3 separate regions of the Homo sapiens genome follow, and regions 1 and 2 are each linked to region 3. Evidence: chromatin contacts called from ENCODE Hi-C or POLR2A ChIA-PET data. All regions are on one chromosome and are shown on one strand. The core of a region is the stretch at or near the end of the contact, and the rest is flanking DNA. Distances in the headings are between cores, read along the strand shown. Region 1 holds the start of INTS15 (integrator complex subunit 15). Region 2 overlaps GRID2IP (Grid2 interacting protein). Region 3 has its middle 22 kb from the start of ZNF12.

The links. Hi-C counts contacts between places; a loop is a spot of excess contacts on that map. ChIA-PET counts read pairs that join two places held with the same protein, here RNA polymerase II (POLR2A). Pooled maps may share reads with other maps.
Region 1: a map of CD14-positive monocyte shows a loop between it and region 3 (5-fold over the local background). The contact joins the promoter of INTS15 here to the enhancer-like site in region 3. A Hi-C loop is called at or near these places in 9 of 168 maps with a recorded cell type or tissue (CD14-positive monocyte, CD4-positive, alpha-beta memory T cell, GM12878 and 5 more), 22 of 37 single-sample maps with no recorded cell type and 25 of 50 pooled maps. POLR2A ChIA-PET finds 5 or more read pairs at or near these places in 5 of 52 experiments (CD4-positive, alpha-beta T cell, H1, MCF 10A and 2 more).
Region 2: a loop to region 3 is called in a map of PC-9, with 3 times the contacts of the local background. The contact joins two enhancer-like sites. A Hi-C loop is called at or near these places in 1 of 168 maps with a recorded cell type or tissue (PC-9), 7 of 37 single-sample maps with no recorded cell type and 10 of 50 pooled maps. POLR2A ChIA-PET finds 5 or more read pairs at or near these places in 1 of 52 experiments (common myeloid progenitor, CD34-positive).

What each region holds. Positions count from the first base shown.
Region 1 is chr7:6,586,862-6,591,382 of GRCh38, reverse strand. INTS15 (integrator complex subunit 15) reads right to left here and starts at 1,362. Exons shown (of 6, transcript NM_024067.4): 1 at 908-1,362. The coding sequence starts at 1,099. ZDHHC4 (zDHHC palmitoyltransferase 4) reads right to left here. Exons shown (of 8, transcript NM_001134389.2): 8 at 2,009-2,766. The coding sequence ends at 2,473. LOC124901582 (a long non-coding RNA gene) reads left to right here and starts at 1,479. Exons shown (of 2, transcript XR_007060201.1): 1 at 1,479-1,923; 2 at 2,158-2,460. RefSeq lists a silencer at 1,038-1,537 and enhancers at 1,608-1,757, 1,382-2,220.
Region 2 is chr7:6,515,136-6,519,574 of GRCh38, reverse strand. All of the region lies in intron 7 of GRID2IP (Grid2 interacting protein), which reads left to right. It overlaps LOC101927325 (a long non-coding RNA gene), which reads right to left. Exons shown (of 5, transcript XR_007060200.1): 5 at 2,540-3,169. Among named protein-coding and RNA genes, the nearest start is that of KDELR2, 33 kb to the right of the region's middle. Within about 2 kb of position 3,039, at least 2 of the 41 ENCODE cell types and tissues checked have a DNase peak (open chromatin) inside an H3K27ac peak, as active enhancers do.
Region 3 is chr7:6,726,682-6,731,034 of GRCh38, reverse strand. No RefSeq gene overlaps it. Among named protein-coding and RNA genes, the nearest start is that of ZNF12, 22 kb to the right of the region's middle. RefSeq lists silencers at 455-504, 915-1,024 and enhancers at 1,175-1,384, 1,436-2,411. Within about 2 kb of position 1,279, at least 39 of the 41 ENCODE cell types and tissues checked have a DNase peak (open chromatin) inside an H3K27ac peak, as active enhancers do; they include CD14-positive monocyte, CD4-positive, alpha-beta T cell, GM12878 and 1 more, where a contact is called at or near this core.

The DNA.
Region 1 (4,521 bases), core at 113-2,612, 140 kb after region 3:
AGGCAGGAATCTCGCTTGAACCTGGGAGGCGGAGGTTGCAGTGAGCCGAGATCGCACCACTGCACTCCAGCCTGGTGACAGAGTGAGACTCCGTCTCAAAAAAAAAAAAAAAAAGAAAAACAGGAAATAACAGTATTTTCCCGTAGAACTTTTCGCCCTTCGTAAAGTTCCCGTAGAACTTTTCGCCCTTCGTAAAGCTCAGGTCTCAGGGAGATCTTTGCTGTTGATCTTAGAAAAAAGTCATATAGGCCAGGCGTTGTGGCTCACGCCTGTAATTCCAACACTTTGGAGGCCAAGGAGAGAGAATCTTGAGCCCAGGAGTTTGAGACCAGCCTGGGTAACACAGGGAGGCCCCATCTCTACAAAACATTCAAAAATTAGCTGGGCATGGTGGTGCACGCCTGGAGTCCCAGCTACTCAGAAGGATGAGGCGGGAGGATTACTTGAGCCCAGGAGTTCAAGGTTGTAGTGAGCTGTGATTGCACCACTGCACTCCTGCCTGGGCAACGTAGTGAAACCTTGTCTCGAAAAAAAAAAAGGCAGAGAAAGAAAAAAAAAAGAAAAAGATGTAAGAAGAAAGCCATACAGATCATTATACATCCTCCTGGAGGGTTCAGGATGAGCCTTTCGGTAACAGCCCAACAGACCTCTAGGGAGCGGGCAGTCGCCAGTTTGTCCCTTTAACACCAAGACTCGGCTGTCACACGCCCCGCAGACTGGACAGGCAGCTGAGCAACACTGCAGGACCCGGAGAAGGGTTTGGGGGCTGCTGCAGGAGCGAGGCCGAGCGCGAGCGCGGGGATCCTGGACATGGGGCGCCCGCGGCTTGACACAGCCCTGCATCGCTGGGGAAAAGGCCCGCCCGCCCGCCTGCGGGGCCCGGGAACCCGACCGTCTCAGGCCGCACCTTGGGCTGCGCGCTGCGCTCCTTGGGCACCTGGAACACGAACTCCTCCAGCAGCTCCACGGGGCCCTTGTCCACGATGGGCAGCGGCGCGCTCTGCAGCTGGCTGCTGAAGTAGATGTCCAGGTGGTACAACACCTCCTTGGCGGCGCTCAGCGCATCGCGGCGCAGCAGCGAGTGGCGGATGTCGCTCATGGTGCGGCCGCCGCGGCCCCCGCGCCGAGCGCGTCTCACTTCCGCCCGGGGCCCGGGACTGCGCCGCTACCCGTGGAAACAAAGAGGCGCGACCCGGGCCTGGGCTGCGGCACCCGCCCGCTTGCCCGCCTGCCGCCGCCTGCTCCCTGCCTGCTCAGGGGGCCATCGCTGCTGCCGCCGGCCAGCAGGCGCCCGAAGGTCCGACTGCGGCGCCGCCAGGAGCCGCCGGGAGCTGCCGCCGCGCAGCCGAACAGCGGCCGAATGCCGGGCACGGAGACGGCGGCCCGCAGGGGCCAAGCGCAGGCCGCGGCCTAGGCGCGCTCTCCGGAGGGCGCCCCCTGGCGGCGCGAGCGGTGAGGGGCGCGCCGCGGTCCCAGGTGGACCCCGCCCCCGGAGCCCGCCCAACCGCCGGTGCAGGCCCGCTCCGTCCTTGCCCAGGCTCCCTCGCGGGCTGTGCGTCGCGTTCAGAGCTGCCGCTGGTTGATTTCACGGTGCTTTCCACCAGCAAGAATTGGGGGTGGTGCCGGGCTTTGGCTTCGGCCAGCGGACTTGGGTTCCCTGGCCGCCCCAGCTACCCGTCTTCACGTTTCCATCTGTTCTCAGCTGGGGGGTACGGGGGAAGATGGCTGGAAGGCCCCCTGCCCCTGACTCCCACTTCCCAGCCTCTCTGACTGCGGGCTCCTTGGCCTAGCAAGGTGCAGAACACCTGCCACCTGCACCTGAGAGCCCTCCCACTCCAAAGACCTTCCGCACCAAGACCTCGTTTCTGGCAGTCATGTCTCCTCTGAAATAGGTGGCAGTTCACTTTCACAATTTTTAAACTGGTGAGAAAGGACTTGAATGTGGCTAGAGGAGGGCAGGCCGGAGGCCACACATGCAGGAAGGTGCCTGATGTACAAGCCCATACTGGCCGGAAGGCAGGCCTGGGTGAGGACACTCTGTTGTTGAGATGAAAATCCCCTGGGGGAGAGAGGAGAATAGAGGGGGCATAAAAGAGAGCACAGCCAGGCACAACGCGCAGGCGCTGAGTCAATGAGACCCTCCTGCACATCACACAGGTCAGAGACACGGCCGCAAGCCCCTCCTGTCCACATGCCCAGAGTTTAGAGACACCAAGGTCTCAGCATCACCTAGAACCTCTGAGAAGTCATCTCTTGATCCCCTTGACACCAGGACTTCAGAGATGCCCGGTTTCAAAAGAAGACAAGCAAGGGGGATTCCTCAGTCAACACCCATTTTCCCCTCTCTCCCTTGCCCACCGAAAGTGATTTATAAGCACAGCAGAAATCAAAACAAACAAGCCATGCTTGGAAAACGAGGATCCACATGTGTAAATAAACGGGAACTACAGCTCAAAGGCAGTCATACACTTGTCATTCTTGTTTCTTCCTCTCATGACATGGAAAGGCAGGTAGAAAGATCTCTTGAAGGTTGCTCCGAAGCCCATGGGAGTGAATGTTCCGGTGGACTTGGGGCTCTGCTGACGGAGGCCAGGCCACAAGGGGACAACGCTGGCACCAGGCCCAGTCACCTCTGTACCACTCGTTAGTAGTCTGGTTGGTGGCCGCCAGATACAGGACAAACAACAGGTAGCCACCCAGGAGGAAGCTCAGAACCACGACAAAGCCCAGCATGAAGACAATCCGTGGAAAAGTCAGGAACAGGTACTAGGAGCAGAGAAAAGGTAGTGCTTTAGGCAGCTGGACTGTGACATCCATGAGAGTGAACACTGGCCAACCCTGGGCCTGCCACAGCCACCAGCGCTGCTTCCTCAGCCCACCTACTTGTGTCCAGATGTGACAAACTGAACATAAACAGCACTGAGAAGCAGCCCAGAATAATCCCAGTACATACAAGAGTTTCCTGTGGGATGAATGAAGTGTTCACACTGAAGGAAAAGGGAAAGTTTACTTAGGAAATGTGCTATTCCAGTTAGCTATTTATAAAATAAATGCAGACTTCATTCATCAATATAAAATCCAGATGGACAAAAGAGATCAATGTCTTTCTTAAAACAATACAACCCCAAAAATAGATGTACAAGGATATTCGTTGTATCATTGATTTTATCAGCCCCTCTTCCGAAGTTTTTTTCCTTTTCTTAATAAATAGAAACAGGGGCCGGGCGCAATGGCTCACGCCTATAATCCCAGCATTTTGGGAGGCCGAGGCGGGCAGATCACTTGAGGTCAGGAGTTTGACACCAGCCTGGCCAACATGGTGAAACCCTTCTCTACTAAAAATACAAAAGTTAGCCGGGTGTGGTGGCACAAGCCTGTAATCCCAGCTACTCAAGAGGCTGAGGCAGAAGAATTGCTTCAACCCGGGCGGTGAAGGTTACAGTGAGCTGAGATTGTGCAACTGCACTCCAGCCTAGGCGACAGAGCAAGACTCCATCTAAAAATAAATAAATAAATAAATAAATCAATAGAAACAGGGTCTTGCTATGTTGCCCAGGCTGCTTTCAAACTCCTGGCCTTGAGTGATCCTCCTGCCTTGACCTCCCAAATTGTTGGGATTACAGGCGTGAGCCACTGTGCCTGGCCAAGAAACAAGTTAAATGTCCATCCGTCAGGAAGGGTAAACTCTGGGATGGTCACACAATGGGAAAACGAGGAGCCATGAAAAATGATGTCAATTTCTATGTACTGATTGTGAAAAGACTTAATATATTGACTAATGAGAAAGGCAAGATGTAAGGATTACACTGTCATCTTGTTTGGGTAAAAACAAAACTGACTCCGTAAATGGTATATGACCATAGGAACTGCGCTGCTTAAAGTTTTGTAAGTTATTTTTGTAATAAGCAAAATGAAGAATTTAGAAAGTTTAATATTTTTGAAAGTCACAAGAAAAGAGAACATTTAACAAAACTCCTGATGGAGGAGACTTTCTTGTTGAAGTTACAAAGAAAAGAAATTTGATGAGAAAGAATGTCTGAACTTTTCTATACCAAAAAACCCCAAAAAACCCAAAACCCCATTCCCAAGATCCAAAAGATCCACAAACAAAAAAACAGTATAACAAAAGATTAACCGTCATTATTATATAAAGACCTCAAATCAAAAGTGATTCTGGGCCAGTCATGGTGGCTCACACCTGTAATCCCAGCACTTTGGGAGGCCAAGGTGGGAGCATTTGAGCCCAGGAGGTCCAGGTCATAGTGAGCTGTGATGGTACCACTGCACTCCAGCCTAGGTGACAGAGTGAGACTCTGTCTCAAAAAAAAAAAAAAGTTACCATATGACCCAGCAGTGCCACTTCTAGGTGGAATGTACCCAAGAGAAATATAAACATAAAACATAAAAACATAAACATAAAACATGTTTTATAAACATAAAAACCTATGTCCACACAAAAAACTTGTACATGAATGTTCACAGCAGTATTACTCAAAAATAGCCAAAAGTGAAAACACCAAA
Region 2 (4,439 bases), core at 1,790-4,289, 210 kb after region 3:
TGTTGGTCAGGCTGGTCTCAAACTCCCGACCTCAGGTGATCCACCTGCTTCAGCCTCCCAAAGTGCTGGGATTACAGGCATGAGTCACCGCACCTGGCCTGGTTTGGTTTTGTTTTTTAAAAAAGATGGGGAGGTCTCACTATGTTACCCAGGCTGGTCTCGAACTCTTGGGCTCAAGTGATCGTCCCAAAGTGCTGCGGTTACAGGCATGAGCCACTGTACTTGGCTCTAAAGAGTCTTAAGATGTAATTCACATACTATACAATTTGCCATTTAATTATACAATTCAGTGGTTTTTAGTATATTCACAAATACGTGCAAACATCACCACGGTCCATTTTAAAACTTCATCACATCAAAAAGAAACCCAGGCCAGACACCTATAATCCCAGCACTTTGGGAGGCTGAGGCAGGAGGATCGCTTGAGCCCAGGAGTTCAAAACCAGTCTGGGCAACAGAGCAAGAAGCCATCTCTACAAAAAGAAAAAATTAGCTGGGCATGGTGGTGCGCACCTGTAGTTCCAGCTACTTGGGAGGCTGAGGCAGGAGAATCACTTGAACCCAGGAGGCAGAGATTGCAGTGAGCCAAGATCACACCACTGCTCTCCAGCCTGGGTGACAAAATGAGACTTCGTCTCAAAAAAAAACAAAAAAACAAAAAAAAACTGTGCTTGATATCATGTTTTGTGTCTAACTTATTCACCAATTACTATGTGTTTAGCTCTGTCCAATGTATATTTCATACATTGATTATAACTAAAGCCAAATTCCTTTAGATCACAGTGATGCCCAACTTTTTATTTTTGCTAGTTTCTTTTTTTTAATTTTTATTTTTTGTTTGAGATGGAGTCTTACTCTGTCATCAGGCTGGAGTACAGTGGCGTGCTCTCGGCTCACTGCAACCTCCCCCTCCTGGGTTCAAGCGATTCTCCTGCCTCAGCCTCCCGAGTAGCTGGGACTACAGGCACTCTCCACCACGCCCAGCTAATTTTTGTATTTTTAGTAGAAACAGGGTTTCACCATGTTGGCCAGGATGGTCTTGATCTCTTGACCTCGTGATCTGCCCACTTCAGCCTCCCAAAGTGCTGGGATTACAGGTGTGAGCCACGACACCCGGCCTATTTTTGCTACTTTCTTAGCCATAAAAGTGACATCCTGTTATTTTTATTTGATTTTCTTCTATTACTAATTATTTTAAGCATCTTTTAATATGCTTGTGAACTTTTTCTGGGATTTTTCTCTATAAATTACTGTTCATACCCTTTGTCCATTTTTGTTTTCTTGGACTTTTTGTCCTTGTTGACTGGCATGAAGTTTCTTGTATATTTTATTTTATTTATTTTCTGAGACAGGGTCTCACTCTGTCACCCAAGCTGGAGTGCAGTGGTGCAAACACAGCTCACTGCAGCCTCGAACTCCCAGGCTGAAGTGATCCTTGTGCCTCTGCCCCCCAGGTAGTTGGGACTACAGGCACTCGCCTACCATGCCCAGCTAATTTTTTTTTTTTTTTTAGTAGAGACAGGGTTTTGCCATGTTGCTGGTCTTGAACTCCTGGGCTCAAAAGATTTGCCCATTTTAGCCTTCCAAAGTGCTGGGATTACAGGTGTGAGCCACTGCTCCCAGCCCCTTGTATATTTTATTTTATTTATTTATTTATTTATTTATTTATTTTGAAGCAGAGTTTTGCTCTGTCGCCCAGGCTGGAGTTCAGTGGCATGATCTTGGCTCACTTCAACCTCTGCCTTCCCGGTTCAAGTGTGTCTCCTGCCTCAGCCTCCTGAGTAGCTGGGATTACAGGCGCCCACCACCATGCCTGGCTAATTTTTGTACTTTTAGTAGAGATGGGGTTTCACCATGTTGGCCAGGCTGGTCTCGAACTCCTGACTCAGGTGATCCCCCTGCCTCAGCCTGCCAAAGTGCTGGGATGACTTGTGAGCCACGACGGCTGGACACCTTTGTATATTTTAGATGCTGATTTCTCCTTGATTTTGAACATTGTAAATTTCTCTCCCATTTGTTACTTCTGTTATTAGGTCTGTTGTGTCTAATATGAATGTGTCTAAGTTGGGCTTCCTTGAATAGATAACCTTGATTTTGCATAATCAAACTCACCACATTTTTGGTCTTATAGTTTTGTGTAGGGTCCAGCCCTACAGGGCCTGTGGGTTTTTCTCTTCGTGTGCGGAGATGAGAGATCGTAGAAATAAAGACACAAGACGGCTGGGCGCGGTGGCTCATGCCTGTAATCCCAGCACCTTGGGAGGCTGAGATGGGCAGATCACGAGGTCAGGAGATCGAGACCATCCTGGCTAACATGGTGAAACCCCGTCTCTACTAAAAATACAAAAAAAAAATAGCCGGGCGTGGTGGCAGGCGCCTGTAGTCCCAGCTACTCGGGAGGCTGAGGCAGGAGAATGGTGTGAACCTGGGAGGCGGAGCTTGCAGTGAGACGAGATTGTGCCACTGCACTCCAGCCTGGGTGACAGAGCCAGACTGTCTCAAAAAAAAAAAAAAGAAAGAAAGACACAAGACAAAGAGATAGAAGAAAAGACAGCTGGGCCCGGGGGACCACTACCACCAAGACGCGGAGACCAGTAGTGGCCCCGAATGCCTGGCCGTGCTGTTATTTATTGTGTACAAGGCAAAGGGGCAGGGTATGGAGTGAGAGTCATCTCCAATGATAGGTAAGGTCATGTGAGTCACGTGTCCGCCAGACAGGGGGCCCTTCCCTATTTGGTAGCTGAGGCGGAGAGAAAGAGGGGACAGCTTACGTAATTATTTCTTCTATGCATTTTAAAGACTTTAGTACTTTCACTAATTCTGCTGCTGCTATCTAGAAGGTGGAGCCGAGTGCACAGGGCAGAACATGAATGCGGACCAGGAGCGTGACCACTGAAGCACAGCATCACAGGGACAGCGTTAGGCCTCTGGGTGGCTGCGGGCGGGCAAGCAGTGGTGGAGCAGAGTCTTCTTTAACTCCACCAGGAAAGGGAGACTCCCTTTCCCGGTCTGCTAAGCAACGGGTGCCTTCCCAGGCACTGGCGTTACCAGTAGACCAGGGAGCCCTCTAGTGGCCCTGTCCAGGCATAACGGAGGGCTCACACTCTTGTCTTTTGGTCACTTCTCACCGTGTCCCTTCAGCTCCTATCTCTGTATGGCCTGGTTTCTCCTAGGTTATAATTGTAGGACAAAGATTATTATAATATTGGAATAAACAGTAATGCTACAAACTAATTATTAATAATATTCATATACATATCTATAATCTATTTCTAGTATAACTATTCTTATTCTATGTATTTTCTTTATTATATTGGAACAGCTTGTGCCCTCGGTCTCTTGCCTTGGCATCTGGGTGGCTTGCCGCCCACAGTTTTGGCTTTTGAAATTTTAAGCTCTTCCCTGCTTCTAGGTCAAAAGATATTCTCCTACTTTATTTTTATTTATTTATTTATTTATTTTTTATTATTATTATTTTGAGACGGGGTCTTGCTCTGTCACCCAGGCTGGAGTGCAATGGCGCGATCTCAGCTCACTGCAACCTCCACCTCCCGGGTTCAAGCGATTCTGCTGCCTCAGCCTCCCGAGTAGCTGGGATTACAGGCACACACCACCACGCCTGGCTGATTTTTGTATTTTTAGTAGAGAGGGGGTTTCACCACGTTGGCCAGACTGGTCTCGAACTCCTGAGCTCGTGATCCACCCACCTCAGCCTCCCAAAGTGCTAGGATTACAGGCGTGAGCCACCACCCCCAGCCTATTTTTATTTTTGTTTATTTATTTATTTTTTTGAGACAGAGTCTCGCTCTGTGGCCCAGGATGGAGTGTAGTGGCGCAATCTTGGCTCGGTGCAACCTCCGCCTCCCCGAGCTCAGGCGAGGCGATTCTCCTGCCTCAGCCTCCTGAGTAGCTGGGATTACAGGTGCACACCAACATGCCTACCACATTTTTGTATTTTTTTGTAGAAACAGGGTTTACCATGTTGGCTAAGCTGATCTTGAGCTCCCGACCTCAGATGATTCGCCTGCCTCAGCCTCCCAAAGTGCTGGGATTATAGGCATGAGCCACCATGCCTGGCCTGCTCTATATGTTTTTTGGTTTTTTGGGTTTTTTTGAGACAGAGTCTTGCTCTGTCACCCAGGCTGGAGTGCAGTGGCGCAATCTCAGCTCACTACAACCTCCGCCTCCCAGTCTAAGCGATTCTCCTACTTCAGCCTCCTGAGTAGCTGGGACTGAGGGTACATGCCACCACGCCCAGCTAATTTTTGTATTTTTAGTAGAGAGGGGGTTTCACTATGTTGGCCAGACTGGTCTTGAACTCCCGATCTGAGGTGATCCAACCGCCTCGGCCTCCCACAGTGCTGGGATTACAGGCGTGAGCCGCCACGCCAGGCCTGCTCTGTGTGTTTTAATCTTCACAACAGCTCTATGAGGTAGAT
Region 3 (4,353 bases), core at 30-2,529:
AGTGCTGGGATTACAGGTGTGAGCCACTGCATCCGGCCCGCATTTTCTTATTGTCTCTTTAAACTGCTTAAAATCAAAGAAACCATAGGAATTGAGTATGTGAGCTCTCAGAAATGAAATGAATGTGTATAAAATATGGTTTTGTTTCTAAATTATCTAACTGAACTTGGTTATTGCTGCACCTAATAACCTTCTACTAAGAAAACTAGGATACGGGAGAAAGAACACTGGCCTGGGAGATAAGACTCCTGAGTTCTACTATGAGCAACTCTACCCACAAAGCCAGTGACCCGGTCAAGTCACCCACCTGCTAAGGCCCAGTCTCTTCCCCTAGCAACTGAGGCAGCAAGAGAGAATCCCTGCAGACTGTTCCTGCATTACTACCAGTCTCCAGGGCAGATCTAAGGGGGGAATCAGCAGACACTTAAATGAGAGAACAGAGATGCTGACGGACGTTTAGAGGCGGTCGAAATCTGGAGCACGGAAAGGAGGAGGAAGGGCTGTTAGGGGTTAGTGGGGAGTGGAGACGACGTCTGCAGCTGAGGCTGGTGATACCCTCCACGCCCCCGTAAGCCTCGTCCTCCCAGATATTCCCGTGCAGCGCCTCAAGGCCAAACACACGCCTCTCCTGCAAGCGATCGGACCCTCCCCCGCCTCATACTCTAAGGTCCCGAACATACGGTGACTTCACCCAGGCCTTTCTCGCTCCGGGCCCGAAAACCCAAAGACTTACCCTCCTGGGGCTCCCCAGAGGCCGGGGCGGGGCTGCTGTCGCTGGCGCGCGTCTGCTCGCGAGGTCCCCTCTTGTCCACCTCACCAAGGCTGTTCTGCTCCTGAGGGGCCCGGGCCGGGCCTACGGGGCAAATCCAGGAGGGTGTCCTTCCCGGGGCCCAGATCCGCCTCCCTGGGACTCACCGTACAGCGGCGGCCTGGGCCAGGCCCCCAGGACACACACGGGCCAGGCCCGGTTCCCGCCGCCCCTTCGCCTCCGCCTCCGCTGCCACCTTCGCCACCTCCCGCCCGGTTCCCCTGGCCGCAGGGCCGCCGGCTCAGGGGCTCACGCTCGGGGGTCCCCGCTCAAGCCTCCACCCGGCCCGTGCGAACCCTGGCCCACATAGCTCCGCGCCCGCCTAGGTGCTGGCCTAGGCGCTCAGCGTCCAGCCCCGCAGGCTCAGCGATTCTCGTCCACTGGGGGCCAAAGCCTGGGAACTAGAGCAAGCGGTGACCTGAGGACACACAGGAAGCGATGGCAGTGCGGCGGCAGCGCGCATGTGCGAACACGCACCCAGGGAGAGGCGCACACGCGCAGGAGTTCACCGGAAGTCCGCCTCCCAGGGCCCACCGTTGGTCCCAGGACAAGGGCCGGACTCTATTTCCCATGAGCCTACCAGCGCCCCCCAACTTTAGGGGCCATTTCAAATGTCTCTACCCCGTCTAAAGGTTAAGAAGCCCCAGGCTATATGAGCTTCGGCAGCCCTGATCCCCGGACTGAACTTCGCATTTGTCTTTATTCCCTTTTAGGGTCAAGTCCAGGGCTGCAGTGACTGGGTCCTGGAGCCCAAGGCCTCCAGGTTAGAACCGAGTTTCCCATAACGAGAAGGAAAGGAAAGGGTGTATCGTGGTCACTGCGCTGAAATGCTAAGAGAAGTTTCACTCAAATACTAGGACAGGATAAATGCCCAGCGATGCTTTCCAAGGAAGAGAAAGAAAATAGAATTTGTGGCCGGGCGCGGTGGCTCACGCCTGTAATCCCAGGACTTTGGGAGGCCGAGGAGGGCAGCTCGCGAGGTCAAGAGATAGAGACCATCCTCGCCAACATGGTGAAACCCCGTCTCTACTAAAAATACGAAAATTAGCTGGGCGTGGTGGCGCGTGCCTGTAATCCCAGCTACTCCGGAGGCTGAGGCAAGAGAATCGCTTGAACCCGGGAGGCGGAGGTTCCAGTGAGCCGAGCTCGCGCCCCTGCACTCCAGCCTGGCGACGGAGCGAGACTCTGTAGCTTTTCTAGATCACACAGCAAATGCCTAAAAACTGTAGAGAAATCAGGAAATACACAAATCGAACAAAGAAAAGATACCTGTGATTTCACCTTCCCCAGGAGGATTATGTTTAGGGTTAGGTTATGTTGACCAAAAAGACTCAAAGTTTGTAAAGAGTTTTATTCTGGGCCTCCTATTTGAGTGACCATGGCTGGTGACACAGCCTCAGGGGGTCCTGAGAACGTGAGCCCAAAGTGGTTGGGTTACAGCTTGGTTTTATACATCTTAGGGAGACAGCAGTTACAGGCAAAGACATAAATCAATACATGGGATGTACACATTGGGTCAGCCTGGAAAGGCTTTCAGGTCACTAGCAGATTCAAAGATTGGCAGTTGATTCAGAGTTAAGTGTTGGCTGAACAGTTGGAAGATGACGTAAAGAAATGGGCCATTGCGGTGGCTCTTGCCTGTAATCCCAGCATTTTGGGAGGGTGACCTGGGAGGATCCCTTGAGGCCAGGAGTTCAAGGACAGCCTGGGCAACACAGCAAGACCCCCATCTCTACAAAAAAAAAAAAAAAAATTATCCAGGTGTGGTGGTGCATGCCTGTAGTCTCAGCTACTTAGGAGGCTGAGATGGGAGGATCGCTTGAGCCTGGGAAGTTGAGGCTACAGTGAGCCATGATGGTGCCACTGCACTCCAGTTTGGGCAACAGAGAAGAAAAGAAAGAGAGAGAGAGGAAGGGAGGAAGGAAGGGAGGGAGGGAGGGAGGGAAAAGAAAGAGGGAGGGAAAGAAAAGAAAAGAAAAGCTTGAGTTAAGATAAGGGGCATTGTGGAAACCAAGGTTCTTGTTATGTAGATGAAGCCTCAGAACAGGCTTCAGAGAGAATAGATGATAAATATCTCTTATTGGATCTTAAAAGGTGTCAGAATCTCGAGAAAAGACCTGGATTCTTTTCTGTAAGGGAAGGAGATTCTCTACAGAATGCAAATTTCCCCCAAAGAGATGGCTTTGCAGGACTATTTTAAAGTGTGACAAAGAAAATATATTATGGGGTAAAATACTATGATTTCCTTCAGGGACTGCTATCTGTCACGTGATGCTATATCAGAGTCTGGTTGGAGTTGGGTATCTTACTGACACAAAGAGCCTGTTCTGTCAGTCTTATGATCTGTAGTCTAGTGTTAATGTTGGTCAGCTGTGCCTAAACTCTGAAGGGAGGAGAGTATGACAAGGCATGTCCGACCCCCTCCTTCCCGTCATGACCTGAATTAGTTCTTCATGTTTATTTTGGATCCTGCTGGCCAACAGGGGAGTCCACTCAACAGCTGTGGAGGCTTAGAATTTTATTTTTGCTTTACAATTAAAATGTCAGTTTTCAAAAATGGGATATAAGGACAATGATTCATCACAACTTTTTGGTGAAATCTAACAGTGTTCTTGCCCAGTTGTTTCATAAAAACTGGTAAGGAAAAGACTAAAAATAAATTCTTCTGAGGCCAGGAACAGTGGCTCATGCCTGTAATCCCAGCAGTTTGGGAGGCCGAAGTGGGTGGATCATGAGGTCAGGATATTAAGAACATCCTGGCCAACATGGTGAAACCCCGTCTCTACTAAAACACAAAAAATTAGCTGGGTGTGGTGGTGCGCGCCTGTAGTTCCAGCTACTTGGGAGGCTGAGGCAGGGGAATCACTTGAACCCGGGAGGTGGAGATTGCAGTGAGCTGAGATCACGCCACTGCACTCCAGCCTGGCAACAGAGCAAGACTCCATCTCAAAATAAATAAATAAATTATTCTGTTAACCTAGAATATTCTCTCCACAAATTCAGAAAATAAAGAAAACAATTTTATCATTGAATAAGCATTAAACCAGACTGTGATGCCCATCACAGGTGATCCATTAATGAGATGCAAAGAGAAATAAAGCCTCTTTTTTTTTTTTTTTTTTTGAGACAGAGTCTTGCTCTGTTGCCCAGGCTGGAGTGCAGTGGTGCGATGTCGGCTCACTGGAACCTCTGTCTCCCCAGTTTAAGCAATTCTCCTGCCTCAGCCTCCCAAGTAACTGGGACTACAGGTGCATGCCACCACGCCTGGCTAATTTTTTGTATTTTTAGTAGAGACGGGGTTTCGTCATGTTAGCTAGGATGGTCTCGAAATCCTGACCTCATAATTTGCCCGCCTCGGCCTCCCAAAGTGCTGGGATTATAGGCATGAGCCATGGCGCCTGGTCAAAGCCTCCTTTTTGTATAGCCTGGCAGATACAATCCATTGCATACATGCTCTCAAGATAAACAGTAACTCATCCTCATGTAAAAGGACTTGCTATGCTTTTTTTTTTTTTTTTTTTTGTTTTGAGACAAGGTCTCATTCT